Linked DNA regions of Homo sapiens: region 1 is linked to region 2. Evidence: read pairs that join two places in POLR2A ChIA-PET (ENCODE). Cell type or tissue: PC-9. All regions are shown on one strand. Links, peaks and the distances in the headings refer to the core of each region. The heading gives the core; the rest is flanking DNA. Region 1 holds the start of INAFM2 (InaF motif containing 2). Region 2 overlaps RPUSD2 (RNA pseudouridine synthase domain containing 2).

Region 1 (16,338 bases), core at 3,784-11,783, 250 kb after region 2:
AGTGTGAGGCCTAAACCATGGGGTCCCAGCTCAGCCTTCCTCACTGGCTCTCAACTCCACCCCACCCCTCTATTCAGGCAGGGGGACATGGCTCTGGAGTGAAGTGGGGTGGGGCGTGCCATGAGCTGTGTTTCTACAGGTGGGATATGAAGGAAGACAAGGAGGAGCTGGAAGGTCAGGAGGTAGGTACTTGGGTATAGGATGGGGCAGGCTGGGGACGCGAGCCCTGGATTCATCAGCCACCGGGGCTATTCTCTTGTTTCAGGGAAGCCAAAGCACCAGAGAGACTCCCAGTGAGGAGGAGCAAGCCCAGAAGCAGAGCGGGATGGAGCAGGGCCGACTGGGGAGCGCCCCTGCAGCCAGCCCAGCCCTGGCATCCCCAGAGGGGCCGAAGGGGGAGTCAGTGGCTTCCACAGCCAGCTCAGTCCCCTGCTCTCCACAGGAGCCTGACTTGGCTCCTCTTGACCTCTCCCTAGGAGGGGCTGGCATCCCTGGGCCCAGGGAGAGCGGGTGTGTGCTCGGTCTGAGGCCTGGGGCCCAGGAGAGCCCTGTGTCTTGGCCAGAGGGCTCTAAGCAGCAGCCCCTGGGGTGGAGCAATCACCAGGCTGAGCTGGAAGTACAGACTTGCCCTGAGCCACAGAGAGGAGCAGGGCTCCCAGAGCCCGGAGAAGACAGGTCTGGCAAGTCTGGGGCCCAGCAGGGCCTGGCCCCGAGAAGCCGGCCCACGAGAGGAGGCAGCCAAAGGTCGAGAGGCACAGCAGGTGTGAGGCGCAGGACAGGGCGCCCTGGCCCGGCAGGAAGATGCTGAACACAGCTCCTGGGAGCTGGGGAGTCCCCGGGGAGAGGAAAAGGGAATCACTCTGTTAAAGGCCCTCCGCGTGATGGCCATGTGGTTGCCGGTGGCTTGCGCCATTGTCACTGAGCAGTGTGGCAAACTCTCCAGCATGGCGACCTTGTGAGGGCAAGGAGTGGCCTCCCTGCACCTCACACGCTCATCTCTGTGCACATGTGTGTTTTCACGCACGGGCACAGCCCCTGGTGTATTCCTGTACTAGTATCTGGCATCTGAGGCTGGTGCACCCTGACCTGGGCCTACTGCTGCCCAGGCCACAAGCCTTCTCCACTATGATGAGAGAACAAGGCTTGGTGGCACCCAGCACCTGGCTCTCCTGGCTCCCCGTCACCCCCCCAGGGCCTGGCCTCCCTCTCCAGCTGCAGGCTTTCACCTCTTGCCTGGGCTGGATTCCCCCAGTCCCAGATTCCCAGGATGCCCAACCAGGGGAATCCCAGTAACCATGCGCCAGCCTCCTGCCTCTCCTGAGTGGTGGCTGAGGCCTGGAGGAGGAGAGGCCACACAGCTGGCAGGGTCTGGCCTGGGCAAAGAAGAGTAGAGCTCACGTCTTCTTGGTGAAAAGGAGGATCTCTGGAAAGTCCTCCTCTCTGAAATGGGTTGGGATGGGGAGCGACAACCTCCTCTTCCCACAGCAGGATGGGAGAGCTTACTCCCAGGCCCCCACACCCAGGTCAGACATCACGTGCACCCTGAATGTAGGCAAGGGCCTGGCCCTGCAGCCCAGGGTCATTTCCTGCTCTTTCCACTTCCTCTTTCCCCACCGTCCTGCACTAGCACCAGGGCCAGGCCAAGGCAAGAATCAGACAGCTACTCCACAGACAGAGAAACAACTTCCAGCTAAGTATGACATCAGGACTTGTCTTTCCTACTAAGCCTCCATCCCCGCCCCTCCCCTGAGGCCCACGTCTGCTGAATTATCCGGACTCCGCACAAGCTGTGGCTTCCTCTCAGTTCAACAAACATTTCCTGAGCACCCACTACCAGTAATCCAGCCGGTAGGCGACGGAGACTGCCAGCAGGAGGGAGGGAAGAAAGCCAGTCATCCGGCAGATCTGGGCTGTTCTGGGCGGGAGCTGTTCTGGGCCACAGGTGCCCTACAGGGCTGGGGGCAGGATGGCGGTAGGAGCCCCAGGGGACCCTCCCACCTCTGCCTGGCAGAAGCAAGTGCCCTTCTTTCTTGTTATGTGTGCCTTCTGCTCCTGAGCCCTAGTGTGGACCTCACCGCATGGTCCCCTCTGCCCCCTCCTTCTGGTCCTGCCATGGCTGCTGCTCTCTGCTGAAGGCTGTGGGGCTCTAGGGAGAGTCCAGATCACCCTGGGATTTCTCCACTGCCCAATGTGAAGCCTAAACTGTGGGGTCCCAGCTCAGCCTTCCTCACTGGCTCTCAACTCCACCCCACCCCTCTATTCAGGAAGGTGAGGGGCATCTCTTTAGCAGACCAGACTGTTTTGAGAAGTGTCTCTCATACTTTAACTGAAGAGTCATGCAGATTCTAATGGTCTGGGGAGGGCCTGAGAGTTCGTCTTTTTTTTTTTTTTTTTTTTTTAGTTAGGGTCCTGCTGTTATCACCTAGGCTGGAGTGCAGTGGCACAATCATGGCTCACTGCAGCCTCGAACCCTCCAGGCTCAGGCGATCCTCTCACATCAACCTCTTGAGTAGCCGGGACTACAGGTGTGCCACCACACCTGGCTAATTTTTGTATTTTTTGTAGAGGCAGGGTTTCACCATGTTGCCCAGGCTGGTCTCCAACTCCTGGGCTCAAGCAATCTGCTCGCCTTGGCCTCCTAAACTGCTGGGATTACAGGCATGAGCCACCACACCTGGCCGAGAATTCGTATTTCTAAGAGGCTTCAGGTGAAGCCCATGCTGGTTCCTGGACCATGGTTTTGAGTAGTTAAGGGTTTGGACTAGAATATATGAAGGGCTGGGGGTGAAGACAGACTCTAGACTCTAAAGGTTGGTGGCTGGCTATGTAGGGGATGGGGGAGTGCTACCCCTGTCAGGTGGTGGGGGCTTCCTGGCTGCAGAGTTGGGTGGGAGACTTGGGGAAGATGCTTTGGAAGGCAGTGAGTGGGTGGTGTCAACTTCTAGTAGTGCAGTGGGAGAGCTGGTCAGGGATGGGATGGAGTGAAGGGGGCAGAGGCATTTGGTGTGGGGTTGATCAGAGGAATTTTGGAAAGGCTTGGAAACATTCCTATGTATGTGAGACACACCTATGCCAGGGCAAAGACTCCAAGCTCAAGTTTTTCTCTTGCCTTCTAGTCACAAGAACATGGCTTTGGAGTGTGACACTGGCCTAGGAATCCATGACTCCCAAAGGACGGGGCTAGGGGTAGAGGAGGTTCAGGCAAAGCCCTTAGATTTTGGAGACATCAGGCAGATGTCTCCAAAAATGATTGTGATCAAGAATCTGAATTATAAGATTCACAGTCTGCTCCCCAACCCAGTGCTGCCAACTGTACAGCTGCGCCTCCACGAAGGGGCATATGCCAGGCTCGTCTGACCCTGGAATGAGGATGTAGGAAGCAGGCAGAGCTCGGGTTCAGCCCTCACAATGGGACTGAAGCAGGAGAGAAGGCTGGGCAGAAGGGCTGTGGGGAAGTAGGGCTTGTCTCCATGGATGACGTCCAGAAGGATGTCAGGAGGAGGAATATCACAGGAGTTATAGACATTGGAGGGAACAGAGACTGGCACAGGACCTCTTCATTGCAGGAAGATGGTAGTGTAGGCAGGTAACATTGAGCTCTTTTCAAAAAAGGAGAGCTCTTCTTCAAGATAAGGAAGTGGTAGTTATGGTGGTAACCCCCGGCTATCAGTCCGGATGGTTGCCACCCCTCCTGCTGTAGGATGGAAGCAGCCATGGAGTGGGAGGGAGGCGCAATAAGACACCCCTCCACAGAGCTTGGCATCATGGGAAGCTGGTTCTACCTCTTCCTGGCTCCTTTGTTTAAAGGCCTGGCTGGGAGCCTTCCTTTTGGGTGTCTTTCTCTTCTCCAACCAACAGAAAAGACTGCTCTTCAAAGGTGGAGGGTCTTCATGAAACACAGCTGCCAGGAGCCCAGGCACAGGGCTGGGGGCCTGGAAAAAGGAGGGCACACAGGAGGAGGGAGGAGCTGGTAGGGAGATGCTGGCTTTACCTAAGGTCTCGAAACAAGGAGGGCAGAATAGGCAGAGGCCTCTCCGTCCCAGGCCCATTTTTGACAGATGGCGGGACGGAAATGCAATAGACCAGCCTGCAAGAAAGACATGTGTTTTGATGACAGGCAGTGTGGCCGGGTGGAACAAGCACAGGCCTTGGAATCCAATGGACTGAATCAGAACCCTAGGCCTGCCATCTGTCAGCCGGGTGACCTGGGTCAATTTTAGCCTCTAAAAGCCTCAGTCTCCTTATCTGCAAAATGAGGCTTGTGATACCTGTTTTGAAGGGTTGCTGAGAAAATTAAAGATAAGGGTATCCAAAATAGTCTACGGCCATACCACCCTGAACGTGCCTAATCTCGTAAGCTAAGCAGGGTCAGGCCTGGTTAGTACCTGGATGGGGAGAGTATGGAAAACATACCTGCCCGCAGTTGGAGTTGGACTCTGTCTTAACAGTAGCGTGGCACACAGAAGGCACTCAGTAAATACTTGTTGAATAAATGAAGTAGCGATTTGGTGTGATCTCTGTCTACTTTGTTTTCTATCTTTTCCTTACCTTCTCTTCTAGCCTCATCTTTGCTGGAGGGGCGGGGGGTGGGGGCACTCAATGCACTTTCAGAGAAACAAGGAACCGTCTGTAAAGATTATCCGGCCCACCAGGTGAGCTTCCTTCAGTCCCATGGGGGTCCAGTGGAGTCTCAGCCTCGAGCAGTGCCCCTGCTTTACCAAGGAGTGTTCTTTGACCTCCCCTACTGGCTCCATCACACTTACCCCCCTTCACCCTGCACGCTGCGCTGCGCTTGCAGCTCACAGGGGTTCCTCCTCTCTTCTGTCTACCTCAATAGCAATCTCACACTCACATCACAGTTTTCTGCTTATTTTCCCCAGAAACAAACCCCCTTGAGGAGTTTGCTCTGTGTGTCCCAGAGTTGTTTTGTCACCCAAAGGAGCAGCATGACTAGCGTTTGCTATGGTCAAGGGACAGGAACTGGGGATCCTTGGAAGCAGGAGAGCTTAGCTTATCTAACAAGGCACAAGTTTGGAAGGTTGCACCACAGTCACCTCCAGCCCCGACCCTGTCAGGGACGAGAACAACAGGAAAAGATCGCACTCACCCCCCAAAACAAGAAGGAACTGTCAAAAATCCTAATACAGCCACATTTTCTTATTTTAGGGACTAAATCAAGGGGAGGGGCCAAGGGAATAGAACTAGACACCATGTCACTTCCATCTTGAGTCACTTATCCATGTCCACACACCCCACACACATCTCTGAGCAAGGGTTATCAGGGCTCATGAGGAAGGGTTGACAGGGGTTGACCACAACCCCACCAAAGTGGGAGAACTCAAGGCTGGGAGAGGGAAGGAGAGCAGCCAGCAGAAAGCATGGACTGCAGCTGCTTTCTCTCAAGTCTGCTGGGCCTTACGTCACAGCTGCTCATTAAGCACCCACTTGACGCCGGGGAAGTGAAATAGCACAGACCTGGCACCAGAAAGAACAAATGTGGCACCCACTGCTCCTTTTAAGGACTGGCTCAAGAAGCAGCAGGCCTCAGGGCAGGAGGTGAGGCAAACACAGCAGTACCTTCGCGGGAGAGGGAGGGGACTCGTTCAGGGCTGCCTCCTTTTTAACAAGCTCTCCAGGGCAAGTTCTGTGGCAACTGTCAAAAATAATGGACAATGCAGCCTTTTTCCCTTTTCTTATAAGCACTAGGGACACTATTTCCTCTTCCCCCAGCAGGACTGCTGTCTTTAACCAAGAGAAAGGGTCAAAAGGCACCTCGATGACCATCTGTCAAAACAGAAATACCCTACCCCTAAGTTACAGCATCAGAGGAAAAGGGTGGGCCAGTGGTTCTGACTTCAGTGTGCATCAGCATCACCTGGAAGGCTGGTTAAAACAGAATGCCGGGCTTCGCTTTCTGAATTTCTTCTTCAGTTGGTCTGGGATGCGGCCTAAGCTGTCATTGTTCTAACACATTCCCGGGTGACGCTGATGCTGCTAGTCTAGACACTGGTGTAATGTTTACCACCTACCCCTTCACATTTCTTTCTGTGCATCATATTGCCCAAGGGACAGACATTCCCTTGAAAATATATTACTTCATGTGTACACGTTGTACTTTTACTCCCAAGATCTCAAAGCCCTTTCATATCTATAACCTCCATTTGCTCTCAGGAATTCCCATTTGGTTAGCAGAAAAGAGAGAGGTCAAGGGCCTTAACTAATGCCATTGTTGAGTCCCCAGGCTTCCCATCTTCCAGTTCAGGGGTCCCTCCCAAGAACACACAGTCTCCCTGCCCAGGGCCTTGTGATGCCGTGAGCTGTCTATACCTCTAAGCCTGACTGCTGTGACTCTACACCATCCAGGATACCAGCAAGGAGCTGAGGGAGCAGGTGGGCCTCCAGGACACAAGTGTGGGGAGACCTCAACTAATGACTCTGAACACTGAGGTAGCAGAGAAAGGTATACGTATGTCAAAGGAAATCCTTGGTAATCAATGCAATTGCTTTTTTTTGGACAAGTTGGTTTTTGGAGTTTTGAGGCTTACTTAGCACACTGTAGACACCAAATAAAGACCTAAACTAAACTAAAGTTCTTGAATTAAAGGTAATGGTTTGTGGAAAATATCCCTAAGGATATTGGCTAAAATCTTATTGCTATTTAACTGATAAGCTATTGCAAAAACAGAATACTGAAGTTAAGAAAACAGGATAGTTTGACAAGGGGAGACTTGCGGGCATGACTGTAAATTCCTTGAGAGTGATTTTCTGGTCCTTTAGTGGTAGCTTAACAAATGTTTATAGAATTGAATGGGGCACAGGATCCAGTGAGGAGCACTGACCAGGTGGCTCCCATGCTGGGTATTTCTGCATTTAGGGTGGAAAGCCTGGTAGAGTCTAGGTGAGGGGTAAAGAGAAGTTTGTTTGCTTTTTCAGTTAGCTACTGGAGGGGACAAAAAGCATAACACAGGCTTTCTGGCAGCAGAAAACCACAGGCTATGTCAGCAAGTAAAACAGAGGTAACCAAAAAAACTGTCGACAGAGCAGATATTTTTATAGCTTAACATGAGGCTGCAGGGCTGGGACCTAGGAGACAATGAATGGATCACATATCCTATGGTGTGTCCGTTAAGCACCATATGGAATACCACTGTGGACTTGCGGCACCCGGAAAGAACAGGAAGGCCAAGGCCGAGTCCTTCAACTTGGAAATAAAAAAACTGAGGCTAGAGAGATCAGTGCAGCTATGATTTGCAGGGGTTTTCTTTAGCAACCCACCTCCTTGAACCAGATTATGGGCTGTGGATACGGGTATGCAAGTAGATTATGACAGGGACACCACAATGACACTAAGGCTGATTCCATCAGCACCCAGCACCCACTGGGTGCTGATCAACTCAGAGATCAACAAATTCTGAGTACCCACTGCCAGGCACTGAGTGAGTACTGGTCATGAGAAACAGGCAAAGCCACTGCAGTTTCTCCTTCCACTGAGGGAGATGGAAAACGAAAAGTATAGCTGTGGCCCTTTTGTTACTGAACTGAAATTCCAGAAATACCTCCATTCTCTGTAGACAGGAAAGAGAGGACAATTATTACCCCTTTTACATAGCTGTGGTAGTCCTAAAGCTTGTGACCTGACCTTTCAGCTCTCCTTAAAGAAACATGTAGAAACAAGTAGATGCTATGCATTCAGCATTTCAAGACAGGATATAAATACTCCACGAAAGAACACGCTATCTCAGAATTCCCCAGTGAAAACTGAAAAAACAAGGTAGACAGAAAAGCTTCCAAAACATGGTCTCATACCATGTGGAAATCTAGGGCTGTTAGGAAGAGAAATATTTCTTATGCTTAAAACCTCAGAGAAACACTTCATTGTACCTTAACATTAATGGGGAAAGTGAAGATACCCTCACAAACTCAGCCTAATGGGTTCCTTCCCTGATCCTCCACCCCCCAAAACTTCACTTTCAAAACAGGCTTATCTCTTTCTTCAAGTTCAGGCCGTCAGGGAATAAATGAATGCACACCGTTAACTTCTAATATAAGCAAACACCTAGAAAGGGTCCTGGTAGTCCCGGTGCAAAGCCTTTGAAGGAAAGTAACCCCCTCTGCACAGATCTCTCCTTCCTGGCTTAAAACTTGATGGACAATTTTGCAGCTGATTTCTAACCCTTGGAAATAAAGCTATTCAGACCACTGCTCCTCAGCCAACCAGGCCCTGTCTCGTCGGCTAGCAGGCTCCCACTGTACATATTGCTGTATGTGCCCAACATGTGAAGCCGCCGTGGGCAGCTGTAGAAGCCACATGTCACTGTCTGCAAAAAGGAGGGGCCGACCAAAAGAGCCTTGGAAACTCTTTCACTCCCCTTCTGCTCTACCTTACCAAGCCCTCTCTCAGAAAGCCATTGTGTAGGCTGAAGAGGGAAATAAAAGAAGGGCAGACTTTTTCCATGCCTCCCTGCAGACTACAAGGTAATGTAAAAGAACAGTAGCTACCCCCCAACGGCTCTGCTGAAGTGCAGGCCTCAGGGGGCCCCACCAACACTGGCTTCTCACTCCGGATTTGTACCGGGCAGTATTGTCTAATAATGAGCTGAGCTCAATTGCTTACCATATATTTTGCAGCATAACTAATCCCTTATATTTGTGCCTTTCACCCACATGTCTTTTTTGTTTGCTTGAAGGGAAGAAAAAAACCTCACCTTTGAAGCAACCTAAACCTCTCAGCCATTTACCTCCTCCATGGTAGACAAAGCTCTGACCAAGCACCACAGATGTACACTTGCCTTTCTGGTGTTAGCACTTCTTGAGTTATCTAGAGGCCAATGGTTGAAAGGTGAGGACAGTGATGCTATCAGGCAGCTTATCCTCACCTCAGTGCTTAGCCAGCTAAATGTTTGCAGTAAATCTTAATATTCATGCTTACTGGTCCCTTAGCTTTGTCAGCTAGGCATCTGCTCTGGTAAAGCACAACTTTTTCTCAGCCTGTTTAAGGTTGGCAAAAGGTGGCTGAGCTAGAGATCACTGTTCTTCCACCCCGGGATTGCTTCCCGACTAAGATGGATTCTGCCGCCCTTCGCTAATCAATTCATTCAAGCCATCAGGCACTGAGAACAGCAGGGCAATTGCTTTTTCCTCCTCAACCTATTCATCACCATCCATCCATCACACCTCAGACCACTTACTCTTCCAACCTCTACTCCGTCCCCACGAAGCACAGTAAGAGAAATGATCAACTTACACAGGCTTAGGCAGAGTTCTTAGGATGTATTTTTGTTCACCTGAAAAATAAAACTTTTTAAAAATATACAGGACTTTTTGAGTACAGGTATATCTTAAATGGCTGAATTATAAATAATGTCTCTGGTCATGTTCACAGCTAGGGCTGGAGCAAATGTCCCAATTCCAGTGAAGGCTTTGGAGAGTCAGGAGGCCAGCAGCTGGACCTATGAGTGGCCTCTCTAGACTCTCTGATCCATCCCAAAGAGGATTTAAACAGTCCAGAAAGCAGGGATCAGGAAGAGGACAGGGAAGTGGACTCCCAGATGTTCTACAAGTTCAAAGGATTCTTGGAATAAGAGATCAATTTACAAATTATTAAAATATAGGACTAAAAATTCACACAGTAAATATAAATTACAGGCTATTATTGAAGTTGTAAAGTGGCATTTTATGTTTCTTCCCCATCTCACACCAAAAATGTAAAGGCCTCATAGGCTTCCCAATGACTGAAGTCCTAGTCAGCTGCTAAGAAATCTGCTCTAGCCAAGAGACCCTGGAGGTGTTACCAGCCTGCTGGTAGGCTGTGACAGCTCAGTTGCTATTATCGTGCCCACAACAGGACATGGCTTAAAGCAAGGCTGTTGTCCTGTAAACTTGGATCAGAGCTAACTAGAGTATAGGCCAGAAAACTGGAGAGACAAACTGTTTCAGGACTCAGGTGGGTAAGTTGTCTTTTAAAAAAAAAAATAGTGCCTCATTTCCCAAAATGGAAACACTAAGGGATTTGATATCTCATCACTACCCACACTCAATTGCCTAAAAGCAAATGGCAGAAGGAAATGGAATCCAAATTGAGGAAGTCTAGTTCTTGCTACCCCAGAGCTACATGTATGTCATTTCTCTTGATGTTTCTCATCTCCTTTATACAATTACAGGCTGCATTTAAGTAGGGCTTATCGGGAAAAGTAAAGACAGCCAATTCAACCTTCCCTCGGCTGGTCTATTAGCTGGTTCTCAAAGCACAATCCTGAGTGTGAAGCCCACCTTCCAGCCTTTCTGATTCTGTAGAATAACTCAAAACCAGAGGATGTGTAATCAAAGCTCTGGTGTTACAACAGATTTCATCCCAAATCGCCGGGCTTTGTCACTACAGGCTCAGGAAAGAGGGAAGGCAAAAGTGATTGCCGGAACAAGACAACATTTTGAGGAGCAGGAAAAAAAAAAAGATAAAAACACTTGCCACTCTACTTACAAAAGCTTGCTCTTCCTAAAAGAATTCTGTGAGGGGAAGGCCAGGATTGAAGCACAGCAGCATTGCTCTTTCCCTTCCTTCCTCCCTGGCCCATATCCAGATACTGAGGGCTGCAACAAGAAGCCTCTTTGGTGGGGGCACTAGGATGGAAAGAAGAGGGGATGAGTACATTCCCCACCCTCCCTAAATTGTTTCTACTTCTCCTAAGGCTTTCCACAGCCATGTCAACAGTCTAAGAATGATTATACTCTTTTGTGAAAGAACGTCATAAACTTATATTTCAGAAACAGGAGGGGAACAGGAGAAAGTGAGTGATTTAAGAAGCCGTGTTTGTGCCCTTCTGGCCAGGTGTACTTTTTGGGGGACAGCAAATAGCCCTTGCTTGACCCCTTCAGTCAGTAGCTACCCAGGGTGTGGGAGGATATACATAGAATTCTATGTGATTATAGCTTCTAGTGCATATGTCAACAACTATATACAGGGATCTAGAAATTTAATGCATCTCTGGCCACTGCAACTAGGTTGACGTACCTGAGCTCCACTACTTTTGGTGCCCTCCTCCTTTCGAGAGCTTCAGCTTACTTAAAAAGAGCCCCTACAGCTCCATCCTTCCCCTGAGTCTTGGGGGAAAGCCCCAGTCACCCCTGCATGTAGGATACACCAGAGCGAGCGGCGCAGAAGGGTTTGGTGCCGGGATCTCCCCACCCCTCCCCCCATCCCCCTACGGCTCAGGGCCCTGGTGCAGCACGGTCCTGGGCAGCAAACCCCCAGCCCCCCGGCGAATCGTGGTCCCTTGGCTGAAGATCTGGCTGCGGGCCTCCCGCTCCGGGGCCAGCCGGCGATGGTGGGAGTGTGAGGGGCGTTCACTCTCGTGGGGGTCACTCCCGCGGGCTCTCCACCCCATCCTGCTGCGAAGTCCTGCCTCTGGGCTTGGGGAGAATGGTTCCCGGCGGCCCCCAGCGCGGAGGGCTTCAACGACTCCCGGGCGCCGCCGCCGTTTCCTCTTCGTCCTCGTCCGGCCCCCGAGGCCGCTCGAGCGGCCCGGCCGGGGGGCTGTCCGCAGGGGGCTCCGGAGGCGCCGGTCGCGCCGCCTGCAGTGGGGGAACGTCGCGCGGCGCCTCGCGGCGGGACGACCCAGTGGTGTTGGGCCCCGCCGCCGCCGCCCCCGAAGTCCCAGACGGGCCAGTGGCGTTGGAGCCGCCGGGGGGCGGGCCAGCGGCTCCCCCCGAGGTCCCGGCGCCCACCGGCTGCCAGATGAGGCTGTAGTAGACGGCGAGCACGATGGCGGCCAGCGACACGGAGAGCACGTAGGCGAACACGGTGGCGAGCCGGACCCACTTCTTGTTGGTCTTGGCCGCCATCTTCGCCTTCTTGTCCCCGGTGTAGGTGGCCGGCTTGCCCCGCTCGGCCGGGGCCGCGTCGCGCTCCTTCATGGGGGGGCCCCGGCCTTTGCCCCGGTGCTCCACGGCCCCGGCTGGAGGGGGCCTGGCGGCCTGCAAGGACTGGGCAGGGGGCGGCCCGGCGCCCTCGGTTCCCGGCGGCCCCGCGCTCCGCCGCCGCTCCTCACGCCGCCCGCCCGCAGCCCGCCACCGCGTTGCTGCAGCCGCCGCCGGGGCCTGGACCAGTCACCGCCGCCAGCGCCGCCGCCGCCGCCGGCCCGTCAGCTGCTTCCCCGCCGCCGCCACAGCCACAGCCGCCACAGCCGCCACAGCCGCCCGGCTCCGCGTCCCCATCCGCCGCCACGCCGCCGCGCGCTCCGCCGCCGCCTGCCCGGCCGCCGGCCGCCTGGTCTCCAGTGGCCGCGCGGACCGCGCGCTCCGCTCCAGCCCGGCTCCCCCGCCTCGCGCGCCGGCAACAGGGGGCGGGGAGAGCGCTGCTGGGGGCTGCCCCTTAAAAGGGCGACGCCGGGGTCCGGAAGTGCCGCGAGGGGAGGCGGCGGCTGCCGGGAGCCGCGAGCCCCGCCGGGACGCCCCGTTAAGAGAGAGTTAAGGGAGGCTGGCTCTTAAACGGGCGACGTCACCGCGACCCCTGGTGGGCTGGCGCGGCGTAGAGTGGAGCCCCGGGCACTTCTTTAAAAGGGGGAACGGCGTTGTGCGAGGCGGAGTGCGGAGCTAGAAGGGGGCGGTCGGAGCGCGAGCTGTCAACTCTGGCGCCTCCCCGCTCCGCCCCGAGGCTCCGAAGTGACAGGTGGAATAGCAGCCTGGGCTTCGGACTCCAGGCCTAGGTTTATCCTCTGGGAGGGGACGGTAAGAGGGATAGGGAAGATACCACGTTCCAGCTCTCAGCTTGCTCCCCGCACCGCGTACCCCCTGGGTGGGTCTCCCAGGCCCATTCACAGCTAAAGAACCTGGTTGACGCCAGGGGTAGGCGGTTCTGGCACCTGGAGCGCTCACTGGGGCCGCAGCTGGTTGTGTTCCTTCCACCCAGTCCAGGCTGGGCTTCGGAGCTCTACTGAAGTCGTCGCAATTGCGTACCCCAGCCCGCCTCACCCCGCCAACCCTGAGCCTCCGGGACAGAGCCACGGACTGAGCTGTTCTCCAGACTCGCTTGCCACCTTAGTCCCAAAGTTCGCCGCAGGTCGCTGGTCCCGCTTTTTGGGTCTTCCAATTCCTGGTTTTGGCCTGGATTTGGACCCAAGGAGCTGCACTGAACCTGAGGAGTTTAACTCTCAGGACTCCTAGAGCGTTTTCACTCTCAGATCCCCTCCAGACCTCAAGGCTTGGGCGGTTGTCCCCTCCCCACTTTCCCATGTGAGGTTTGTCTTCTTTGGCTCCAGGCCAGGCGCCAGGCAGTGGGCTCTGTGCCTGGTCTTTGGACCCCCTAGGTGCTAACAACCCTTCATGCTCAGACTCTCCCTTGCGGCTTTACTTGTGCCCTCCCCCTCCTTCCGCTCTCTGCTCTCCCTGCCTTCTCTCCTCCCCATTCCCTCTCTATAAGGCTTTCCAGAATTCTGGTTCCCTCCTCCTTGGATGCTACTTCCTGTGTTCCCAGAACTGGGCATATGGACTGCCTGGGTGTCTGAATGAGTGAGGGAGACTTGTCTGGGCGTGTGTTGGGGAACAGAACTGTGGTTCTGATGGGGTTCTGTGGGTGAACCCTCCCTCAAGCCCCTGCAAGTGTGAGCCTGACCTGGCTTCTACCCTGTGGGGCAGGATCCCCTCTGCCCTTCTCACTTCCCCCCCTCCTCCAGGAATCTTTGGCTTCCAGAGGACCCCCCTTACACACACACACACACACACACACACACACACACACACACACGAGGAAGCCCTCCCAAAACAGCTGCCTTGCCCACCTCAGCAGCACAGAAGTCAAGTGGCTACCAGAACTGAGTGTGCTAGTGGACTGCTGGAACCACAGGCCTCTAACCCAGCCTCAGTCTCATTCCTGATCCAGGCCCAGGTGTGGGGCTGCCACTAGTAATGGCTAGCCAGATGCTATTTCAAGGAAAAAGCTGTTTTTTTTACTTTCTGAGAAATTTCAAGGATATTGGTAGTGTGGAGTGTTTATGGCCTTTTGTGGGTTGATGGGGAAGAAATAACTCACTCCTCCACCCTGCTCCTAGGTCAGCCAGGGCAGCCTGTTGACTTAAAATTCCTGAATTGTCGCCGGGTGCGGTGGCTCACGCCTATAATCCCAGCTTTGGGAGGCCGAGGCGGGCGGATCACGAGGTCAGGAGATTGAGACCATCCTGGCTAACATGGTGAAACCCCGTCTCTACTAAAAATACAAAAAAATTAGCAGGGCGTGTTGGCAGGTGCCTGTAGTCCCAGCTACTCGTAGTCCCAGCTACTCGGGAGGCTGAGGCAGGAGAATGGCGTGAACCCGGGAGGCGGAGCTTGCAGTGAGCCAAGATGGCGCCACTGCACTCCAGCCTGGGCAACAGAGCCAGACTCCGTCTCAAAAAAAAAAAAAAAAACAATTCTTGAATTGTCTCTGGAAGTTGTCCTCTCTTCTCTCCCCTGCTCTAGGGCCTTCCTGGCAGGACATATCATACAATTATTCCATGATGAATTATTCTTAAAGATTCCAGGTTGAGGCCAATACAAAGCTTCCTTCAGTCCCCTTTCGTGAATGCACTCCATATTGCTTCTCCATATTTCTGTTGCAAATTAAATGCCTTTCTTCTTGCTTGGTTCTTAGTGGAGTGGGAAAACAGCATGTCACTCTTCTGTACCAAAGAATAATATACTTGAAGCCTTTATTCAATTCCTCTCACTCTGTCTTTTCTAAACGAAACAGTGCCAGATTCTTTAACCTGTCATCAGTAATCCCTATTTATTGTCTGGATTTACATAGTGTCTTTTACCCCAGGAACTAAGAATGCTTTCAGATATAATTGAGCCTGATCTCCCCGGTGCCTGAGCCATTAAGAAACCATTAGTGTTCTCCTGTTGCAGAAAACTAAATGGCCCCCTAGTGGCCTGAAAGTGAATATGCCTCCCCCCACTAAGAACAGGCAGGGATCAGAGAAATCAGAGAATCAAGGCAGCTTGGGGACAGAATGGGCCCCAAAAGTCATCTTTTGTGAATACCCCTGTGGGCCCTAGAGCCTCCTCCACAAAATCCCTGGGGAGCACTCAGCAGCGTCAGCCCAAAGACCATCTGGGATGGTGGCATACCTTACTGTCTGCTCCCTGAGGCAGCCCTTTTTGGCTTTGGAAAGTTCTGACCAATTATGACAATAACAGTGCCCTTAGAATGTGCTAGGCACTATACCAAGCCTTTACATTCCTTGTCTTATTTGTCTCCCAATGACCTATCAGGTAGTACTGTTTATCTTCATTTCATAGATGAAGTCCCTGCCTCAGAAAGGGCCAGGAACTTGCTCAAGGTCACATAGTCCTAATGCCTTGGAATTCAAAAGCCCTGATGGAATTCAGACCTCTGACTCCAGGGCATTAAGCTCTTGATCCTGGTTCTGCTCTGTCTCATAGGCAAAGCTAGACTTTGTCTCTATAGTGGATATTGGGGGTTACTACCCGGGTCAGCCTCAGGAGGGAGGTGCTCATTCTTCCAATTGTCAGGAGTGTTGGCTATGATGGCTCAGCTGCAACTGTCACTGGGACTTGCCTTCTGACACCAAAGGAAGCTGCCTCTCTGTCCTGGCCTACAAGCCCAATACATAGAGCCAGATCACAATAAAGCCCAGTCAGAGATGTGCAGGGGCCCACTAGGGAAGAAGGCTAGACCATGAAGTAGTTGCGGAAGTAGCCAGTATATACTGGCAGGATCCAGGAGCGAATGTATAGGCTAGATCAAGGTGGGGTGTGGTGCCACACATTAAGTTGAACAAGGGATACTTCGTTGTTATAGGAGTATTCTCCTGTGAATCAGGATGTGATATCCTGACAAGGATCCTGGGAGACAGGAGGAAGGCAATGGCCACCAGAGTGTAATGGAAATGCCAGAACTACCACAGCAGAATGTGGAAGAAGGGTTCAAAAGCTCACAGAAATGGGTATATTCTATGTAAGGCCAGAAACCACTTAAGTTCTGCAGGAAGGCCCAGAGGATACTCTAGTTACCAAAGCAACAAGGAACACACTGGTGAGAGCGGTACCAGCATCCCTGAGAAGCTGAGTTTGGACTGTCCTCTGTAAGCCATGCCTGACAGCAAGAGGCCATTCCAGAACTGGCTCCAGATAGCAGTGGGGATGATAGGACCATGAAATCATAGAAGCTAGACAGCACAACTGTTGTAATAAGCAGCAAGTTGGAGTGGCAGTGGGGGCAGTCCTGGCCAGTAGAGGACCATGGTTGAAGATGGTTGATAGCATAGCATCCCTGGAGCAAGCTAGCTAGGCAGCCAGTAACAGTACTGCTCTATCTATACCAGTGATTCTCAAATGTTTTAGTTT
Region 2 (16,338 bases), core at 3,967-11,966:
GCTTGAGTCCCGGAGTTCGAGACCAGCCCAAGCAACATAGGGAGAATCTGTCTCAAGAAAGAAGGAAAGAGAGAGAAAAAGAAAGACAGAAAGAAAGAGAAAGAAAAAGAAAATAAGAAAGAAAGAAAGACAAGAAAGAAAAAAGAAAGAAAGAAAGAAAGAGGCTGGTGTGGTCGCTAGCGCCCGTAGTCCTGCGAGGCTGAGGTGGGAGGATCGCTTGAGCCCCGGAGGTTGAGGCTGCGGTGAGGCGTGATCGGTCCACTGCACTCCAGCCTGGGCGACACAGCGAGACTCCGTCTCAAAAAAAAAAAAAAAAAAAAAAAAGTCAAGGGAAAGAAAAAGAAATACTTCAATTAGAAACGGAAAGAGAAGCTTGTAAGAAGCTGACAGGAAAAGAGTTAGAGGCGCCATCTACTGGAGCAGCTGCAACTGCAAGACTCGGACAAGATGCTCTTATCTACAGGGATGGATGCTCTCGTCTACCGAGATGGATGCTCTCGTCTACAGAGATCTCCATTAACTCCCCAAATTCTTCAACAAACCACAGCTCAAAGAAACCGTTCTCTACCAACACCAACGTTCTTCCTTGCAAGTACTATCCTCAACTATTGCAGGACACCTCAACCTCTGGAAGACCACAGCAAAGGACTGTTGCATAAATATCTTACCAAGATATTCCAGCTCTTTTACTATTGGAGTGTTAGGCAATGCGTCTTCATTATCTGGGGCCAGCTTTAAGAGGACCAATTCCCTCTTTTGAAAATGAGGTTCTCTGGGAATCAATGGCCAATGTTTATTATGAAATAATAAACTGGTCCACAGCCCAGACAGGCTGTGTGTGTCAGCAGCAGCCCTTATATGACATAGCTCTGAAGGAAGAATTGAAATCAATGCTTTGTTTTTGTTTGTTCGGTTTGGCTTTTTTTTTTTTTTTTGACACATCTAAAGTTTATTTCTTAACTCTTGCAAGAAAAACCCAGACCTCAGGCTCCAAGACTTGCAAAGACTGGTTTTGAGAGGCAGGCAATGACAGAAGTGAAGTCAATTTGTTCCTTACCATTAGGTTCTCCCACTGGAGAACCATCTCTGGGAACACAGTGATGACAGGGTCTGGAGAGGTTCCATAGTGAATCCATGCATTCTGCTCTGAGTCTACAACACCGACCCAAAACGTTTTTCTTTTCTAAAATCATTCCCTGAGATGTACTCTATCGTGTGAAAATACTACAACAACTTCTAGGAATGTCTAGTGAACTGAAAACTAAATAACATTTTCATATTGAAGATCAGTAGAGCAAAACGGAAATCCAGTTTTAGTAACATTGTCTAGGAAAGCCAAGATGAATGAGTAAATGCCAAAGACTCAGGGAAATAGGGAATAACACTTTATGGTATATCCCAAGCTGAGGTAGTGATGGATAGTTAGCCAGTTGTTTATCTGATCGTTTTCTTTTTTCCTTTTTTTTTTTTTGTGAGACAGAGTCTCACTCTGTCACTCAGGCTGGAGTGCAGTAGCGCGACCTTGGCTCACTGCAACCTCCGCCACCCAGGTTCAAGCGATTCTCTCATCTCAGCTTCCTGAGTAGCTGGGATTACAGGTGCGCGCCACACCACACCCAGCTAATTTTTATATTTTTAGTAGAGATGGAGTTTCATCATGTTGGCTAGGCTAGTCTCAAACTCCTGACCTCAGGTGATCTGCCCCGCTCAGCCTCCCAAAGTGCTGGAATTACAGGTGTGAGCCACCGTGCCTGGTCTAGAATTCTGATTTTTAAATTATTGAATAACACAGAAACTTGACATCTGAAAAAATGTTTTGTTTTTGTTTTGATTTTTTAGCTTTAAAAAACTGAAATAGTTCCTTAATGTCAGTTTCTGGGAACTCACTGAAAGGATCACTTCCAATCAACTCTCCTTTCAATGACTGTCAGTAGTCATTTTTTATATAACCTAGGAGGTATCAGAGGTGGCCTTTATTTCAGCCCAAGATGCAAGGCTTTAAAATTCTTTTTTGAGGCCAGGTGCCATGGCTTATGCCTGTAATCCCAGCATGTTGACAGGCCAAGGCAGAAGTTCTGCTTGAGGCCAAGAGGTCGAGACCAGCCTGGGTAATACAGTGAGACCCTGTCTCTACAAAAAATGAAATTAAAATTAAAAAAATTAGCCAGGCGGCTGGGCACGGTGGTTCACGCCTGTAATCCCAGCACTTTGGGAGGCCAAGGCAGGCAGATCACCTGAGGTCAGGAGTTCGAGACCAGCCTGGCCAATGTGGCAAAAAAACCCATCTCTACTAAAAATACAAAAATTAGCCAGGCATGGTGGCATGCACCTGTAACTCCAGCTACCCAGGAGGCTGAGGCAGGAGTATCACTTAAACCCAGGAGATGGAGGTTGCAGTGAGCCGAGATTGTGCCACTGTACTCCAGCCTGGGAAACAGAGTGAGACTCTACCTCAAAAAAAAAAAAAAAAAAAATTAGCCAGGCATGGGTGTGCACACTTGTGGGCCCAGCTACTCGGGAGGCTGAGGCAGGAGGATCATTTGAACCCAGGAGTTCCAGGTTGCAGTGAGCCTTGATCATGCTACCGTACTCCAGCCTGGGTGACAGGCTGTCTCAGAAAAACCCAAAAAATTTTGCTTAAACAACAAAAATTTATTGTCTCCCAGTTCTGGAGGCTAAAGTCTGAGATCAAGGTGTCAACAGGGTTGGTTCCTTAGGAGGGGTGTGAGGGAGAATCTATTTCATATCTCTCATCTAGCTTCTGTAGTTTACTGGCAGTTTCTGGCATATCTTGGCTTATAAAATGACTAATCCTTGCAATTTTGCTTCAGTTGTGATTCTGGAAGATTTGGCATTTAGATCAGATATAAAGCTTTCCTTTTAAAATTCCTAACCTACTTTAACTTCAACATTTGGAATGTTGGAAAGAAAAAAGAACCAGAATAATTGCATCACTTATTATTTACTTGAATTACTAAAACATTTTCAAGAACCTTTTGTCTAGATGTCTTGGTAATGAAGAGATAGAAGATGCAAGTTCTTGGGCTCTTTGTGTCGGAGAGCATGCGGGGTCTAGAATTCCAAAGCCATGAACTGCTTTTAGATCCCTCAGTTCTTTTATGATGGAGAAGTTGTATTTGAATCTGCTAAGGCAAATTAAAGCAGTTAGTCATTTTTGCAAATTATTATTATTATTATTTTTGAAACGGAGTCTTGCTCTGTCGCCCAGGCTGGAGTGCACTGGCGCTATCTCAGCTCACTGCAAGCTCCACCTCCTGGGTTCATGCCATTCTCCTGCCTCAGCCTCCCTAGTAGGTGGACTACAGGCGCCCGCCACCATGCCTGGCTAATTTTTTTTTTGTATTTTTAGTAGAGACAGGCTTTTACCGTGTTAGCCAGGATGGTCTCGATCTCCTGACCTCATGATCCGCCCACCTCAGCCTCCCAAAGTGCTGGGATTATAGGTGTGAGCCACCAAGCGCCTGGCCCATTTTTGCAAATTATTAATTATTGCTTACCATTATAGTCTCCAAAATACTAGGTGTATGGTGTTATCTTTCCACCACTGGTGAAAACAACCCATGGTCTAGGCACTTTGGAGTAGCACCCACCAGCTGTGTGAAGGTCAAATGGATCTTAAAGAGTTGTGCAGTGGGACTGAAAGAGGAGAGTCACTATTTCAGAGATAACCAAATGTTAAAAAAAAGAGGTGAGATATTTTAATATTTGTTGTTTAAAAGTTTTATCTTGATAGTATTACACAATTATACAATACATACATACGTAATGTAATATGCATGTACAGTTTAAAAATAACAATAATAAGGCCAGGTGCAGTGGCTCACACATGTAATCCCAGCACTTTGGGAGGCCAAGGTTGGGGACGATCGCTTGAGGCCAGTAGTTCGAGACCAGCCTAGGTAACACAGTGAGACTCTGTCTCTACAAAATATTAAAAATTAGCCAGGTGTGGTGGTATGCACCCATATTCTCAGCTACTCAAGAGGCTCAAATGGGTGAATCACTTGAGCCCAAGAGTTCCAGACAGGCCTGGGAAACATGGCAAAACCCTGTCTCTACCAAAAATGCAAAAATTAGCTGGGTGTGCTGGTGTGTGCTGCGGTCCCAGCTACTCAGGAGGCTGAAGTGGGAGGATCACTTGAACCTGGGAGGTCGAGAGTACAGTGAGCCATGATCGTGCCACTGCAATCCAGCCTGGGCAACAGAGCAGGACCTTGTCTCCGAAAAAAAAAAGAAAGAAAGAAAGAAAGAAAAAAACAGCAATGCTGTATATACACCACCCAGCTTGAGAAATAGAACATTACCAGCCCCTTTGTTTCTTTTTTAAAAAATGATTTTTAATTATTTTAATTTTTTTTTCCTACCCTCTTGGCAGGTGGCAGATTACTAGCACCTTTGATGCTTCCTGTGTGTCCCTTCCTGGAGGCATCCTCCCACCAAAAAGATAACTACTTTGGCCGGGCACAGTGGCTCACGCCTGTAATCTCAGCACTTTGTGAGGATGAGGCAGGCAGACCACGAGGTCAGGAGTTTGAGACCAGCCTCACCAATATGGTGAAACCCTGTCTCTACTAAAAAAAAAAAAAATACAAAAAATTAGCCAGGCGTGGTGGCGGGCGCCTATAATCCCAGCTACTCGGGAGGCTGAGGCAGGAGAATCGCTTGAACCTGGGAGGCGGAGGTTGCAGTGAGCCAAGATCCCGCCACTGCACTCCAGCCAGGGAGACAGAGTGAGACTCCATTTCCAAAAAAAAAAAAGGTAACTACTTTTTGTTTGTTTGTTTGTTTGTTTGTTTGAGACGGAGTCACACTCTGTCGCCCCCGGCTGGAGTGCAGTGGCGCGATCTCGGCTCACTGCAAACTCCGCCTCCCGGGTTCATGCGATTCTCCTGCCTCAGCCTCCCGAGAAGCTGGGATTGCGGTGCATGTCACCACGCCTGGCTAATTTTTTGTATTTGTAGTAGAGACGGGGTTTCACCGTGTTAGCCAAGATGGTCTCGATCTCCTGACCTCGTGATCCACCTGCCTTGGCCTCCCAAAGTGCTGGGATTACAGGCGTGAGCCACCGTGTCTGGCAAAGATAACAACTTTTCTGAATTTCATGTTAATCATTCTCTTGTTTTTCTTACCAAATATACATATTTATACATATTTGTAGTCTTAAATATGTTTTGTCTGTTTTTTAATTTTATATAATGTATTCATTTTATATAACGTATTCATCTGTAACTTCTGTCACTGGACACTGTTTTATCCGTATAATTCGTTCATTTTCACTGCTGATTAGTTTGCAATTATCTGAACATACAATTAGGTATCCATTCTCTTATTGATGGATATTTTTGTTATCTCCAGTCTTTTGCTGCAAGAACACTGCTGTGACTGTTTTTATATGTCTCTTGGGGCACATGTACAAGTGTTTCTGTAGGTAGATAGCTAGAAGTAGAGTCATTGGTTATGTGTGTGTTCAACTTTAGTAGGCAATTCTTAACTGTTTTCACCTAGTTAATGGTTGACAAAAATGTTGCAGTTTTGAAAACGTGGACAAGCTTCAAATGAAAAGAAGAGGATGACAGAGGACTTGGAGGGGAAGAAAACAAAAATCATAATCATAGACAATATTGTTCACCATGTACAAGACAGTGTTCTAAGCAGAATGAGTGCCTTTGGTGATGATACCTCGTCAGGACCACAGTAAACTTACCCAACTAAAAACTGGTCACATTCCATGGCTGTTCTGCTTCTGTCTTTGGTTTTCAATAATCCTATGTTCTAGAATATGTGAGTCTTGAGGATCAATCATCCAAACCTCGAAAAGGCTTTGAAATCAGTCCATTTTCTCTAAAGTCTTTGGAAGCAAGATTGACTCAAGCAAGTCTAGGTCATCCGTGAAAAGATACAGACATTCAGGGAAACCCATGGTTCCAACCCTGACTGGAAACAATGCCAACTTTGAAAAATGCAGCTGCTGGACCAGCTGCATTTTCAGTTGCTGCATTCAGCTGCCTCAGCCTCTCACATGACTGGACAGAATGAAAATTGGTATAATCTTTTTGGAGGGCAGTTTCCTATTACCTATTTATATTTAAAGCCATTGACCCCATAATTACACTAAAAAACTGTCCTGTAGAAACTATGCTACAAGTGTGGAAGGGTATATAAGGATGTTTACTATGGCCTGAGAATAGTGAAAAACTGCAAACACCTAAAATTCCAGCAACAGAAGATAGATTGTAGTACAATGGAACACAATGCAGCTATAAAAAAAAAAATCGGCTGGGCGCGGTGGCTCACGCTTGTAATCCCAGCACTTTGGGAGGCCGAGGCGGGCGGATCACGAGGTCAGGAGATCGAGACCACGGTGAAACCCCGTCTCTACTAAAAAAAAAAAAAAAAAAAAATTAGCCGGGGGTGGTGGCGGGCGCCTGTAGTCCCACCTACTCCGAGAGGCTGAGGCAGGAGAATGGCGTGAACCCGGGAGGCGGAGCTTGCCGTGAGCTGAGATCGCGCCACTGCACTCCAGACTGGGGCGACAGAGCGAGACTCCGTCTCAAAAAAAAAAAAAAAAAAAAAATCAAGGCTGGGCACCGTGGCTCACGCCTGTAATCCCAGCACTTTGGGAGACTGAGGCGGGCAGATCACGAGGTCAGGAGTTGGAGACCAGCCTGGCCAATATGGTGAAACCCCGTCTGTACTAAAAATACAAAAAAAAAATTAGCCGGGCGTGGCGGCGTGTGCCTGTAGTCCCAGCTACTCCGGAGGCTGAGGCAGGAGAATTGCTTGAACCCAGGAGGCGGAAGTTGCAGTGAGCCAAGATTGCGCCACTGCACTCCAGCCTGGGTGGCAGAGACTCCGTCGCAAAAAAAAAAAAAAAAAAAATCCAAAAAATCAAGTTACAGAACAATTTGCATGGCATGATCTCATTTTTATTTTTATTAAAGGAAATACATATAGATTTTTGTATCTATGAATAGAAAACAGGCAGGAGAACCCTTTATTTTTATCATTATTTTCCCCCCTCCCCATTACCGCTAGAGGGTCTTGACTGCAAGTTGTCCAGGTTCTTGGCATTTTGAACAAAGAATAGGACAAAATGCACAGCAACGCAAGGAAAGAATGAAGCAACGAAAGGAACGAAATGAAGGCAGGGATTTATTGAAAATGAAAGTACACTCCACAGTGTGGCAGTGGGCCAAGCAGTGGCTCAAGGGCCCCCAATACAGAATCTTCTCGGGTCCAAATAGCCCCTAGAGGTTTCCCGTTGGCCACTTGGTGTTCACCTCATGGTTGCAAAGGCAACCAATCAGAGGCTAAACTGAAGTTACAAAGTTGCACTTCTATGCAAAGGAAGACTTGGCCAGCAATCAGTTTGATTGGTTGCAGACAACAACCAATCGGAGGCTGAAGTGATGTTACAAAGGTCACAGTCCCATGGAAACATCTGATCGATTGCAAAAAGCAACCAATCAGAGGTACTTTCAATTTCCCATCTGCGGGGCAGAAAAGTTGGGGGTTTGCAAAGGGAGTAACCTCTGGTCCTTTTGTTATTAGGAGTGGACAGTTAGGGCTTTCCTATCAATTTAGTTCTAGGAAGTCAGTGTGAAATGGCCTTAGGTTCCCTGCCTCCAGACCTTGTTCTGCCTCACCCCCACCCCTTTGGGACCCCTTAGTTATTAATAGTGGTTACCTCCAGAGCAGGGGTGAGGGAAGGGGGCTATAATAAAAGTTTTAAAAGGATACTTTTTTTTTTTTTCTGTAGAGCCAGAGTCTTGCTCTCTCGCCCAGGCTGGAGTGCAGTGGCGCGATCTCGGCTCACTGCAACCTCTGCCTCCCGGATTCAAGCAATTCTCCTGCCTCAGCCTCCTGAGTAGCTGGGACAACAGGCGCACGCTGCCACGCCCAGCTAATTTATTTTGTATTTTAGTAGATACAGGGTTTCACCGTGTTGCCCAAGCTAGTCTGGAACTCCTGAGCTCAGGCGATCTGCCCGCCTTGGCCTCCCAAAGTGCTAGGATTATAGGCATGAGCCACTGCACCCAGCCAAAAGGATACCATTTTATAAGGATAAAAAACACATTCAAGAACAGCCAACTGTTCAGCATAGCAAAGGACAACTAGATTCAACCTGGGCTCCTTATAGGTAGTACTTTTGTCACAGGTTTTGTATTAACATTCCAGTGAGAGGTGAAGTCAGCAGGACTTCCTGGGTCAGTGGGGACTTGGAGAACTTTTCTGTCTAGCTAGAAGATTGTAAACACACCTATCAGCCCTCTGTAAAAATGCACCAATCAGCGCTCTGTGTCTAGCTAAAGGATTGTGAATGCACCAATCAGCACTCTGTAAAAATGCACCAATCAGCCCTCTGTGTCTAGCTAAAGTATTGTAAATGCACCAATCAGCACTCTGTAAAATGGACCAATCAGCACTCTGTAAAATGGACCAATCGGCAAGACATGGGCAGGGACAAATAAGGGAATAAAAGCTGGCCACCCCCACCCCCTCCAAAAGCCAGCAGCAGCAATCCACTGGGGTCCCCTTCCATGCTGTGGAAGCTGTATTCTTTCGCTCTTCACAATAAGTCTTGCTGCTGCTCACTCTTTGGGTCCGTGCCACCTTTGAGAGCTGTAACACTCACCCGAAGGTCTGTGGCTTCATTCTTGAAGTTAGGGAGACCAAGAACCCACCCGAAGGAACGGACACACTAGCACCTAGCACAGCATTTAATTAACACAGAGAGACCAATTGCTTGATTAGTATGTGCAAGATAGAAGAACACACATGCACACACACACACACACACACCCTGCTTTTTAGGCATCTGCAGACTAGTGGAGTAATTGTAGTTAGGAACTCTTGTTTTGTGTAGAGATCCTTTGAAGCAATGGCACCCAATAGAACTTTGCTAGGTGATGGAACTATTCTATGTCTGTGCTGTCCAATATGGTGGTCACTAGACCAAGTGGCTTTGAACACTGGGAATGGGGCAAATACAGCAGAAAAACTGCATTTTGTTTCATTTTTATTTTTATTTATTTTGAGACGGAGTCTCACTCTGTCCCCAGGCTGGAGTGCAGTGGCACGATCTCAGCTCACTGCAACCTCTGTCTCCCGGGTTCAAGCAATTCTCTGCCACAACCTCCCGAGTAGCTGGGATTACAGGCACCTGCCACCACGCCCAGCTAATTTTTGTATTTTTAGTAGAGACCAGATTTCATCCTCTTGGCCAGGCTGGTCTTGAACTCCTGACCTTGTGATCCACCCGCCTCGGCCTCCCAAAGTGCTGGGATTACAGGCGTGAGGCTCCGCACCTGGCTTATTTTTATTTTTATTTTTTTTGAGACAGAGTCTTGCTCTGTAGCCCAGGCTGGAGTGCAGTGGCACGATCTCAGCTTACGGCAACCTCTGCCTCCTGGGTTCCAGAGATTTGCCTGCCTCAGCCTCCCAAGTAGCTGGGATTACAGGCACCCGCCACCATGCCCAGTGAATTTTTTGTATTTTTAGTAGAGACAGGGTTTCACCATGTTGCCTATGCTGGTTTCGAACTCCTGAGCTGAGGCATTCCACCTGCCTCAGTCTCCTAAAGTGCTGCGATTACAGGCATGTGTCACCATGCCCGGCCTGCATTTTATTTTATGAGACAGAGTCTCACTCAGTTGCCCAGACTGGAGTGCAGTGGCACGATCTCAGCTCACTGCAACCTCCACCTCCTGGCTTCAAGTGATTCTCCTGCCTCAGCCTCCTGAGTAGCTGGGATTACAGGCACATGCAACCATGGCTGGCTAATTTTTGTATTTTTCATAGAGACAGGGTTTTACCATATTGGCCAGGCTGGTCTCGAACTCCAAGACTCAAGTGATCCACCCGCCTCGGCTTCCCATGCATTTTAAATTTTATTTAATTTTAATTAAATAGCCATATGTTGCTAGCATTGGACAACGCAGCTTTAAAAGATCTGTTGAGAAATTAATATATAGACTCTCCTCAGAAAAGTATACACATATACCAAATTTTACATAAAATTTCAAGAGATCCAGGGATCCTCTCAAGCCCATCCATGTGTCTCTAGCTCAAGAACCTCTGAAATAATGAGAATAGGATAAACAGCACTAGAGAGGGTAAAATTCAGAACTTAAGAGGTGAGATGGAAAATGGGCAAATGCTAATGCTCCCATTCAGAACCCTGGGATCCTGGAAGGAATCACACTAGGTGTGCCTCCCTCCTTCTCCTGTCACACAGAACATTTACCACATTGTTTACTGTTTACTTTCCCACATTGTGCTGGACATTCGGACTGTATACTTCATAAGAGTGGAGACCTTATCTGTCTTACTCACCATTATATACCCAGAGCCTAGTGTGAATCCAGCACATAGTTGGCTCTCAAATATCTGCCATATGAATTCATTTTATTGGATATCTCATTCTTCCCAGTCCTAGGACCCCACAGCTCCTGAGTTATGGAGGGTCTCAGTGATAAGGAGAGTTGGCTGGCTCATGGAATGGAGATAGGGTTTTCTTGAAGCTGAGCAAATACTCAGATTCATGAGAATCCCCTATCACTGGTGTGATATACAAGCCACTGAAAGGCTTCAATAGGCCAGGTGCGGTGGCCGGCGCCTGTAATCCCAACACTTTGGGAGGCCGAGGTGGGCGGATCACCTGAGGTCGGGAGTTTGAGACCAGCCTGACCAACATGGTGAAACCCTGTCTCTACTAAAAATACAAAAATTAGCTGGGCGTGGTGTGCACCTGTAGTCCCAGCTACTCGGGAGACTGAGGCAGGAGAATTGCTTGAACTCGGGAGGCGGAGGTTGCGGTGAGCTGAGATTGCGCCACTGCACTCCAGCCTGGTAACAGAGCAAGACTCCGTCTCAAATTTAAAAAAAAAAAGGCTTCAATAGTAAGTGATAGGGAGACATATACTAGAGCCCCAGGGTTAAACGCTCTCCTTGGGTGTCTCCTCCTCTGTCTTTTCGAGTTCTAGAATATGACCACCTTCTCTCAAATTGTCCCTCTATCTGGAATCCTCTTATATCTCTAGTAGGCAAATTCTAACTCACTGTTAAATGCCTCTTTCTCTGGGAAATCTATGCTAGTACTTCCAGACAGAATTATATCATATTTCCACTGGTTCCCTTTGTACTTGCACATTTCATCATGTGTGTTCTAACAGGGCAGGGGCCAGCCATTCATCTCTGTATCCCAGCAATAAATAATGTTTGGCATATAGTAGGTGGTTAACGACCAATATGAACCACTAAAAGAATATAAACACAATTGCTTTCCCCGCCTACACTACTTCTGCTCCATATGTTCTGGTCAAAGGCAATGGATTCGGTATGAATAAGCCTTTGTTATTCACCATGAAGTTACCTGAAAACAAAAATCCATGGTTCTCTTTATGAGTACTCCAACGAAATAGGAAATACATGACAGGTGTACAACAGAAGGAACAGGAAAGAAAAGGTTTCTGCCTGAGCAGAAGTCAAAGGGCTGTCCAGGCAGAAATGCAGGGCAAGAAACAAGCAGAAATGCAGGGCAAGGGCCAGGCGCGGTGGCTCAGGCCTGTAATCCCAGCAATTTGGGAGGCCAAGGTGGGTGGATCAGCTGAGGTCAGGAGTTCAAGACCAGCCTGGCCAACATTGGGAAACCCAGTCTCTACTAAAAAACACAAAAATTAGCTGGATGTGGTGGTGGGCGCCTGTAATCCCAGCTACTCAGGAGGCTGAGGCAGAAGAATTGCTTGAATCCAGGAGACGGAGGTTGTAGTGAGCCGACACAGTGCCACTGCACTCCAGGCTTTGCGACAGAGCGAGACTCTGTCTCAAAAAGAGAAAAAAGGCCGGGCGCAGTGGCTCACGCCTGTAATCCCAGCACTTTGGGAGGCCAAGGCAGGCAGATCACGAGGTCAGGAGATCGAGACCATCCTGGCTAACACGGTGAAACCCTGTCTCTACTAAAAATACAAAAAATTAGCTGGGCGCAGTAGCAGGCACCTGTAGTCCCAGCTACTCGGGAGGCTGAGGCAGGAGAATGGCATGAACCCAGGAGGCAGAGCTTGCAGTGAGCCAAGATCACGCCACTGCACTCTGGCCTGGGTGAAAGAGCGAGACTCCACCTCAAAAAAAAAAAAAAAAAAGAAAAGAAAAAGAAAAAAAAATGCAGGGCAAGAACATCCTCAGTATGGTAAAGGGCATTTATGAAAAGCCCAGAGGTAACATCACACACAATGGTGAAAGACTGAAAACTATCCGCCTAAGATAAGGAGCAAGACAAGGAGACCCACTTTCCCTATGCTATTTCTATTCAACATTGTACTGGAAGTTCTATCCATAGCAATTAGACAAGAAAAAGAAACAAAAGGTATCCAAATGGGGAAGGAAGAAGTAACATTATCTCTATTTGCAGATGACATGGATTATATATATATATATAAATATAATATATAGTATAATTTGTGTATTAGATAATATATATCCCTAAAGAATCCACAAAAAAAGCTAATAAATTCAGCAGAATTGCAGAGTACAAAATCAACATACGTAAGTCAGTCATATTTTTTTTTTTTTTTTGAGACGGTGTCTCACTCTGTCACCCAGGCTGGAGTGCAGTGGCACCATCTTGGCTCACTGCAACCTCTGCCTCCTGGGTTCAAGTGTTACTCCTGCCTCAGCCTCCCAAGTAGCTGGGACTACAGGCGCATGCCACCACACCCGGCTAATTTTTGTAGTTTTAGTAAAGGTGAAGTTTCGCCATGTTGGCCAGGCTGGTCTCAAACTCCTGACCTCAGGTGATCCATCCCCCGACTGGCCTCCCAGAGTACTGGGATTACAGGCATGAGCCACCGCCCCCAGCCAAAAATCGGTCATATTTCTATAGACTACCAATGAATAAATAATTAAACATGAAATTAAGAAAACAATTCTGGCCGGGCATGGTGGCTCACGCCTATAATCCCAGCACTTTGGGTGGCCAAGGTGGGTGGATCACTTGAGGTCCGGAGATCAAGACCAGCCTGGCCAACGTGGTGAAACCCCATCTCTATTAAAAATACAAAAATTAGCCAGGTGTGGTGGCGTGTGCCTGTAGTCCCAGCTACTCGGGAGGCTGAGGAAGGAGAAATGCTTGAGCCCGGGAGGTGGAGGTTGCAGTGAGCCGAGATTGTGCCACCACACTCCAGCCTGGGCGACAGAATGAGATTCTGTCTCAAAAAAATAAAATAAAATAAAATAAAATAAAATAAAATAAAATAAAATAAAATAAAATAAATAAAAACAAAAAACAGACAAATGGGACTGTATTAAACTTTAAAACTTCTGTGCATCAAAGAACACAATCAAGAAAGTGAAAAGGCAACCTATGGAATAAGAGAAAATATGTGCTAAGCATGTATCTGATAATGAGTTAATACCTAGAATACATAAAGGGCTCCTGCAGCTCAACAACAAAAAAATCAAATATGGTTGGCCCTCCATGTCCATAGATTCTGAATCTGTGGACTCAACAAATCCTAGATTGAAAACATTTGGAAAAAAAAATGGATGGTTGCATCTGTACTGAACATGTACAGACTTTTTTTCCTTATTATTCCCTAAACAGCACAGTATAACAGCTATTTATATAGCATTTACTATGTATAGTAAGTAAACTAGAGATGATTTAAAGTGTACGAGAGGACGTTTATATGCAAATAATATGTCATTTTATATGAGACTTAAGCATCTGTGAATTTTGGTATCTTGGGATGAAGGTGGAGGTATCCTAGAACCAATCATGCATGGATACTGAAAGACAATTGTAAATCAAAAAATGAGCAAAGAACTTGGATAGACATTTCTCCAAAGATGATATAAAAATTGCCAACAAGCATATGAAAAGATGTTCTCAGTAATCATCAGAGAAATGTACATTAAAACCACAATGAGATATAATCTCACATCCATTAGGATGGACACTATCAAAAAATGAAAAAAATGACACGTGTTAGTGAGGATGTGAAGAAATCGGACCCTTGTGCAGTTTGTAGGATTGTAAAATGCTGCAACCACTATGAAAAACAGTATGGAGGCTCTTCCAAAAATATAAATTAGTATTACCATATACCCAACTATTCCTCTTCTGGAATTTCCTCCCATCCTGTAGGCTGTCTTTTCACTTTTTTGATAGTGTCTTTTGATTCGCAAAAGTCCTTATTTTGATAAAGTGCAATTTATTTATTTTGTATTTCATTGATTATTATTTTGGTGTTGTATCTAAGAACCCATTGCCAAATTTAAGGTCTTGAAGATTTACCCCAATATTTTCTTCTAAGACTTTTCCTGGGCTCAACTAATCCTTTTGCCTCAGCCTTCCGAGTACCTAGGGCTACAGGCGTACATCATCGCACGCAGCTGATTTATTTATTTATTGTAGAGATAAGGTCTTGCTATGTTGCCCAGGGTGTTCTCAAACTTCTGGCCTCAAGGGATCCTCCTGCCTCGGCCTCCCAAAGTGTTGGGATTGTAGGTGTAAGCCATTGTCCTTGGCCTATTTTCAGTTAATTTTTGTGTATGAGGTAGGGGTCTAACTTTTTTCTTTTTTATGTGAATACCCAGTTTTCCCAGCACGAACTGTTTAAGAAAAAACACATTTGTTTAAGACTATTCTCTCCCCACTGAACAGTCTTAGCACTTTTGTCAAAAACCAATTGACCTTAGATGGATGGGTTTATTTCTTGACTCTTGATTTTATTCCATCACTCTATGTCTATTCTTATACTAATGCCACAGTTTTGATTTGCATTCCCTGATAACTAATAATGTTCAGCTTTTTTTTTTTTCATATGTTAGCTGGTCATTTGTATATCTTCTTTGGAAAAATGTCTATTCCAATCCTTTGCCCATTTTTAAGTTGGGCTGTTAGTCTTTTTGCTAAGACTCTCACATCCAGAATATATAAAGAACACTTACACTCCACAACAAAAAGACTAACAACCCAGAATGAGATGCCACTTCACTCCTACTAGGATGACTATAATCAAAACAAAACAAATGTTGGTGAAGATGTAGAGAAATTGAAACCCTATGCTTGCTGGTGGCAATATAAAATGGTTCAGCTGCTGTGGAAAAGTTTGGTGGATTCTCAAACATTTAAACATAGAATTACCATATGACCCAGCAATTCCACTGTGAGGTATATACCCAAAAGAACTGAAAACATATTTAATGTTCACAGCAGCACTATCCACAATAATGAAATGGTGGAAACAACCCAAATGTCCATTAACTGATGAACAGATAGACAAATCGTGGTATATCCATACAACAGCTTATTCTGCCATAAAAAAAGAATGAAGTACCGATACATGCTACAAGTTGAATAAACCTTGAAAACATTATGCCAAGGGAAACAGAGACATAGGTCACATGTTTTATCATTCCATTTATATAAAATGTCCAGAATAAACAGGCAAATCCAAACAGACAGAAAGTAGATTAGTGGTTGCCAGAGGCTGGTGGAAGGGGAGTGGAAAGTGACCACTTACTTAATGGGTACAGGTTTCCTTTTGGGGTGATGAAAATGTTTTGGAAATATATGAGGTTATGGTTGTACAACACTGTGAATGTACTAAATGTGACTACGCTGTACATCTTAAATTGGTTAATTTTTTTTTTTTTTAAGAGACAGGGTCTCACTCTGTCACCTAGGCTCTGGAGTGCAGCAGCACAATCACAGTTCACTTTAACCTTGAACTCTTGGCCTCCAGTGATCCTTTCACTTCTACCTCCCAAAGTACTAGGATTATAGCCATGAGCCACTGTGCCTGGCTAGTTAAAGTGGTTAATTTTATGTTATGTGAATTTTACATCAGTAATAAAAAAGAAGCCGGAAGAAAACCAGACATCAAAGATGTTAGAAAAAGGGATATATTTACAAACCAAAAAGTCTCCAAATTCCCACTGGAAGGAGGTAGCAAGTATGAGCAGGTCTCTTTAGAAGCCCGTCCTCATTCCTATAGAAACCCCAAGTACTAGCCCATGGGGTCAGCCCTTGCCCTATAGCCCATCCTTGTCACAACCCAAGAAGCAATCCCTCCATTGGCCACACCCTCAGTCCTTTTGCCAGTCATCCTGTGCCCAGGCAGGCATTGGTGAAAAGTACTCAAAGCCTGGCCCTTTATAGCGTAGGGCATGTAGGAACATCACAAGGTCTTGGGGCAAGGGATCCTGTCGCACCAGCCGGCACTCTGCACAGAGTGGGTCTGTCTCTTGATTCATGACATCTGTTTCAACTGCCTTCTCTGATGCCAAGGCTATTGTGTCCAACTCCTGAGGGGC

The links. ChIA-PET counts read pairs that join two places held together with the same protein. Peaks named below come from ENCODE experiments on the same cell type or tissue, not always from the same donor. Only the 100,000 strongest peaks of a DNase experiment are listed, where the experiment ranks them.
Region 1: POLR2A ChIA-PET joins it to region 2 with 5 read pairs; 2 of 35 experiments call an interaction of 5 or more read pairs at or near these places.

Annotation. Positions count from the first base shown.
Region 1 is chr15:40,319,628-40,335,965 of GRCh38, reverse strand. It overlaps INAFM2 (InaF motif containing 2), which reads right to left and starts at 12,274. Exons shown (of 1, transcript NM_001301268.2): 1 at 9,251-12,274. The coding sequence starts at 11,910. The coding sequence ends at 11,449. It overlaps CCDC9B (coiled-coil domain containing 9B), which reads left to right. Exons shown (of 11, transcript NM_207380.3): 10 at 140-182; 11 at 266-4,514. The coding sequence ends at 808. It overlaps LOC112268152 (a long non-coding RNA gene), which reads left to right and starts at 12,323. Exons shown (of 3, transcript XR_002957721.2): 1 at 12,323-12,723. It also overlaps the pseudogene RNA5SP392. RefSeq lists enhancers at 1,664-1,958, 14,597-15,114 and silencers at 11,567-11,796, 11,807-11,886, 12,217-12,586. In PC-9, for the core only: no CTCF peak of the experiment used is centred there; no DNase peak of the experiment used is centred there; H3K4me3 peaks cover 1,246 bases.
Region 2 is chr15:40,574,034-40,590,371 of GRCh38, reverse strand. RPUSD2 (RNA pseudouridine synthase domain containing 2) reads right to left here. Exons shown (of 3, transcript NM_152260.3): 3 at 15,423-16,338. The coding sequence ends at 16,111. Among named protein-coding and RNA genes, the nearest start is that of TRS-GCT4-2, 12 kb to the left of the region's middle. RefSeq lists an enhancer at 151-200. In PC-9, for the core only: no CTCF peak of the experiment used is centred there; a DNase peak (open chromatin) is centred at 7,331; H3K4me3 peaks cover 1,781 bases; H3K27ac peaks cover 672 bases.